2 separate regions of the Homo sapiens genome follow, and region 1 is linked to region 2. A link is a contact called in ENCODE Hi-C or POLR2A ChIA-PET data. All regions are on one chromosome and are shown on one strand. Each heading gives the region's core, a stretch centred on a gene start or an enhancer-like site at or near the end of the contact. The rest is flanking DNA. Distances are from core to core; before and after follow the strand shown. Region 1 holds the start of IL31 (interleukin 31). Region 2 overlaps MLXIP (MLX interacting protein).

Evidence for each region. A loop is a pair of places that touch in the nucleus more often than their neighbours do. ChIA-PET counts read pairs that join two places held with the same protein, here RNA polymerase II (POLR2A). Pooled maps may share reads with other maps.
Region 1: POLR2A ChIA-PET joins it to region 2 with 11 read pairs in BJ. The contact joins the promoter of IL31 here to the enhancer-like site in region 2. A Hi-C loop is called at or near these places in 1 of 50 pooled maps. POLR2A ChIA-PET finds 5 or more read pairs at or near these places in 3 of 52 experiments (BJ, activated CD4-positive, alpha-beta memory T cell and activated T-cell).

What each region holds. Positions count from the first base shown.
Region 1 is chr12:122,172,910-122,175,609 of GRCh38, forward strand. It overlaps IL31 (interleukin 31), which reads right to left and starts at 1,312. Exons shown (of 3, transcript NM_001014336.2): 1 at 1,248-1,312; 2 at 935-1,083. The coding sequence starts at 1,263. It also overlaps a transcript of LRRC43 not described here.
Region 2 is chr12:122,103,505-122,106,204 of GRCh38, forward strand. All of the region lies in intron 1 of MLXIP (MLX interacting protein), which reads left to right. Among named protein-coding and RNA genes, the nearest start is that of MLXIP, 26 kb to the left of the region's middle. Within about 2 kb of position 1,429, at least 3 of the 41 ENCODE cell types and tissues checked have a DNase peak (open chromatin) inside an H3K27ac peak, as active enhancers do.

The DNA of each region.
Region 1 (2,700 bases), core at 62-2,561, 69 kb after region 2:
CTAGAGCTTAGGTGGCTGCAGTCCTGAAGCCTGTGCTCAGAACCACTGATCCATCCAGCTGAGGCCTCCCAGCCTTCCAGAACCCACTCTCACGTGCTCAGGGTGGTGGGAATTGCAGCACATCTGGCCTTCCATGGCAGCTCCCCGCCCTTTGGGACTCTGTGTTAAAGCCACGCACGCTCCACTTATAAAGGAGAGTGTTAGGCTTGTCCGGAAAGGCCTCCGAGATGCAGGCGAGAGTTTTCCCCAACAAACCAAGGAGTCCGGACCACTCCCTCCCTTCCTCTTTCTAAGTACTAACTAGAGTCAGACCAAATTGCCAGCAGCACCTCATCAACCTGAACTGCCCAGTCATCTTGGGTTGGTAACAACCTCTGCCTTTTATAAAAGCCAAGGCTAAGGTCTAAATACCAAGGCAGATGAGAAGAGTAATGCCAATTTTATGAATTGTTTCCAAGTTTGGGCATTTGTTTGTTTGATCAAAGCTATCTTGGCTGGGCACAGTGGCTCACGCCTGTAATCCCAGCACTTTGGGAGGCCAAGGCAGGCGGATCACTTGAGGTCAGGAGTTCAAGACCAGCCTGGCCAACGTGGAGAAACTCTGTCTCTACTAAAAATATGAAAATTAGCTGGGCGTGGTGGCGCATGCCTGTAGTCCCAGCTACTCGGGAGGCTGAGGCAGGAGAATCGCTTGAACCCAGGAAGCAGAGGTTGCAGTGAGCCAAGATTGCACCACTGCACTCCAGCCTGGGTGACAGAGTAAGACTCTGTCTCAAAAAAAAAAAAAAAGCCATCTTTGCCTGTCTAGTTTCCCCCATCCCTTCCTGGCATAGCTACAGCCCTGGTTTCAGGTCCGGAGAGAGGAGCCTCTTTGGAGGGCAATGGAAGGCATTTTTAAGAAATCGTTTAGAAAAGAAATCTCTAGGACACTCACATCTTTCAAAAGCATCTTCGAGAGGGACTGTAATTCCTCGACTATTTTCTGTACATCATCACTTGGTCGTAGTAAACGGACGGGCAACGTGTGGGAGGCCAGCCAGCCTCCCAGGCAGCAGAACAGAAAGAGCACAGACGTCGAGGGGCCTGGAGAGAGAACGATGCCGTGAGCGCATACATCACACACCCCTGCCCACCCTGGCTCCATCCCTGCAGCCCTGCTGAGCCAACCCTGGGGGTAGTGCTTCCAGAATCTTCCTGGTGAGATAAGATGATGCCCAAGACTCCGGAAGCACCAGGACCAGTGATACCTGAGTGAGAGGCCATGGCGAGAGAGAGCAAGGCCAGCTTCAGTGGGGGCTTCTGGAGCCAGATGTGTTCGCCATGGCTGCCTGGAGGTATATAAAGGGCCAGGGTGAGGAGAAAGAGCAGTCAGCGTCCCGCCCATGGCAAAACCATTTACTCAGCTTTTCTCCAGAAAACACTCAAAAGTTCTACTGGCCACGGCTGAGTGAAAGGGCTGAATGGAAATGCTGAGGTTACCCTCCAGGTGGGCAGATGCCTGACTCAGACACACACATACTTCACAAGAAGGCACATGAATGCATCTTTGCCATTCTTCTTGGAAGGAGCCTGTTGATTTGACTAGACAAAATTTTGAAGCCCAGGGTTGACAGACACGACCATACCACCAAGGAGCGGGTGACTTCCAGGAGTTCAAGGCCAGCGGCCACAGGGAATTTCTGGGGAGGAAATGCGAAGCCGGCATGAGATGTGCAGAATGCGGTATCTCTGGAAATTTCTGCAGCATATGCCCACGCCGGTGTGCAGGGACGGCCCCATAACTGCTGTGAATGTGGCGGGTCGAAGGCTTCATCTCAACTCCATGTGGCCTTGGACATCACTGGACTCTCCATCGTGCCTCTGCAATCTCAGGGCCCAGAACCAGAGACTGTGATCCAGAGTTATTGCTTGAAATCCTTGTTCATATCTTTTTTCTTTTTTTTTTTTTTGAGATGGAGTCTTGCTCTGTCACCCAGGCTGGAGTGCGGTGGCGTGATCACTGCAACCTCTGTCTCCTGGGCTCAAGCAATTCTCATGCCTCAGTCTCAGCCTCCCAAGTAGCTGGGACTACAGGCACGTGCCACCATGCCCAGCTAATTTTTGTATTTTTAGTAGAAATGGGGTTTCGCCATGTTGGTCAAGCTGGTCTCTAACTCCTGACCTCAGGTGATCTGCCTGCCTCGGCTTCCCAAAGTGCTGGAATTACAGGCATGAGCCACTGCGCCAGCCTAGAAACTTTATTGCTTTTCTTTCTTTCTTTCTTTCTTTCTTTTTTTTTGAGACAGAGTCTTGCTCTGTCGCCTGGGCTGGAGTGCAGTAGCGCAATCTCGGCTCACTGCAACCTCCACTTCCCAGGTTCAAGCAATTCTCTTGCCTCAGCCTCCTGAGTGGCTGGGATTACAGGCGCCCACCACCACGCACAGCTAATTTTTGTATTTTTAGTAGAGACGGGGTTCACTATGTTGGCCAGGCTGGTCTCAAACGCCTGACCTTGTGATCCACCTGCCTCCGCCTCTCAAAGTGCTGGGATTACAGGTGCGAGCCACCACTCTGGCCTTAGAAACTATTTCTAAGTTCATTAGCTTTCTTTTTCTTTCTTTTTTTTTTTTTTTGAGACAGGGTCTCATTCTGTCACCCAGGCCAGAGTGCAGTGGCATCATCACAACTCACGGCAGCCCCGATCCCCTGGGCTCAAGTGAT
Region 2 (2,700 bases), core at 179-2,678:
AACCATTGCACCTGGCCTTTTTTTTTTTTTTTTTGAGACAGAGTCTCGCTGTGTCACCCAGGCTGGAGTTCAGTGGCACGATCTCGGCTCACTGCAACCTCTGCCTCTCTGGTTGAAGCAGTTCTCTGCCTCAGCCTCCCAAGTAGCTGGGATTACAGGTGCCCACCACCACACCTGGCTAATTTTTGTATTTTTTTTTTTTTTTTAGTAGAGACAGGGTTTCACCATCTTGGTCAGGCTCGTCTTGAACTCCTGACTTTATGATCCTCCCGCCTTGGCCTCCCAAAGTGCTGGGATTACAGGTGTGAGCCACTGTGCCCGGCCTAATTTTGTTTGTTTTTTTTTTTTTTTGTAGAGACAGGGTTTTGCTGTGTTGTCCAGGCTGGTCTCTAACTTCTGGGCTCATGTGATCCTTCCGCCTTGGTCTCCCAAAGTGCGGAGATTACAAGTGTAAGCTACCGTGCCTGGCCAAATTGTACACTTCAAATGAGTGAACTGTGTGGTATGTGAACTATATTCCAATAAAGCTGTTACAGAAAGCATGTGGTACCAATTAATAGTCCCACTAGTGTTATTTAAGAGGGTCCAACTCCTTACATTATCCCCAACCCTTGGGTATCATTACTATAATTTAAAAACTTCAATCAGCTCTATTAAGGTATAATATGTAAACAATAAAATTCACCCTTACAAGTGTACTGATTTATAGTTTTGGCAAATGTATGCACACATGTGACCACTGCAATCAATATACAGAACATTTCCATGACCCCAGAAGGTTCCCTCGCGCCCTTCCCAGGCATCCTCTCCTTCCCTATCTGCGCACTATCACTGTGAATCAGATTAGTCTTTCCGTGTGTTTTGTATAAATAGAATCAGACAGTTTGTATCCTTGTGTCTCGCTTCCTTTGTTCGGCATGTTTTTAAGACTTATCCATGTTGCTGTCTGCACCTGTAGTTAATATTCTGTCGTATAGATATAGCAGTGCGTTTTCTCCATTCATGTGTTGGTAGATGTATTTGATTTATCTTCAGTTTTCTTGTTTTTGGCTTTACCATAATTACCTTTTCTTTTTTTTTTTTTTTTTTTTTTGAGACGGAGTCTCACTGTCTCGCCCAGGCTGGAGTGCAATGGTGCGATCTTGGCTCACTGCAACGTCTGCCTCCCGGGTTCAAGCAATTCTCCTGCCTCAGCCTCTCGAGTAGCTGGGACTATAGGTGCCCGCCACCACGCCCAGCTAATTTTTTTGTATTTTTAGTGGAGATGGGGTTTCACCACTTTAGCCAGGATGGTCTTGATCTCCTGACCTTGTGATCTGCCCACCTCGGCGTCTCAAAGTGCTAGGATTACAGGCATGAGCCACCACACCCGGCCAGCCTTTTTTCTTGTAGAAGAATCCTTCTGCCTTCCCCCCGTGGCTCTGACCTTTTGAAGGGACTGGCCCAGTTGTCTTGAAGTCCGTCCCACAGTCTGCATTTGTCGTTTCCTGGTGAACATGTTTCCTTGCTCCCCGTGTTTCCTCTAAACCACTAAATCACGTGAGTCCTGAAAGGCTTTGTTAGATTTAGGTGAAACATTTTTGGTGGGTGCCTCATGGGCGATCACATCAAAGGTCCATACTGTCAGGTGGGCCCACTGTTGGTGGTGCTAAATTGGGCCATTTGGTTCAGACCTTGACAGCCACATCCTTTTTATCTCTGCAGTTAGTCACTGGGGAAGCTTCACTGATTGTGGAGCTCCTTACACCTTAAGGACTAAGCTTTTTTCCTAATGCCTCTCTCAGTTTGACACTTACCTTCTAACTTTGCTTATTGATTTTTTTTTTATTTAGAAGAGATTTTTCACGGGTTTTTTTTTTGGAGACGGAGTTTCGCTCTTGTTGCCCAGGCTGGAGTGCAGTGTTGAGATCTCAGCTCACCACAACTTCTGCCTCCCAGGATCAAGAGATTCTCCTGCCTCAGCCTCCTGAGTAGCTGGGATTACAGCCGTGCCCGGCTAATTTTGTATTTTTAGTGGAGATGGGGTTTCTCTGTGTTGGTCAGGCTGGTCTAGAACTCCCGACCTCAGGTGATCTGCCTGACTCGGCCTCCCAAAGTGCTGGGATTACAGGAGTGAGCCACCGCGCTCGGCTGATTTTTCACTTTTATGTGGTCAAAACACCCATGGTACAAAAGAGGTATCTCTCAAAAACTTCCCTTTTAGAGGCGGAGCTTGCAGTGAGCCGAGATTGTGCCACTGCAGTCCGGCCTGGGCTAAAGAGCGGGACTCCGTCTCAAAAAAAAAAAAAACTTCCCTTTTATAAGCCCTTTCCCCCCCTTCTTTTCCTCCTCTCTCTCTTGTTCCCTTCTTTCTCTGTCTGCTTTACTTTAGAACCTGATGTGACAAATTAGCTTTGATTCCTATTCTGTCATCGTTTTGGACTATAGGTTCAGACTATAGGTTCACACTTAAGTGTGAGATGTTGGCCAACTGGCATTTCCATCGCTTCACTTGCTCTTCTTTTTCAAGGATTTGCCTGTTGCCCAGGCCAGCCCCTGGCTGGGAAAAGTAGCAGCAAGGTTGGGACTTTGATCCTAGGCTCTGCACTGTGGGTGGTGTTATCTCAACTTATCCTCTGTCTTCAAAGCTGCAGACCCATTTATGGTGGTGATGGAGAAGGGAGGGAAGAGCATGGGCCAGAAGCCAAAGCTGCTCGTTTC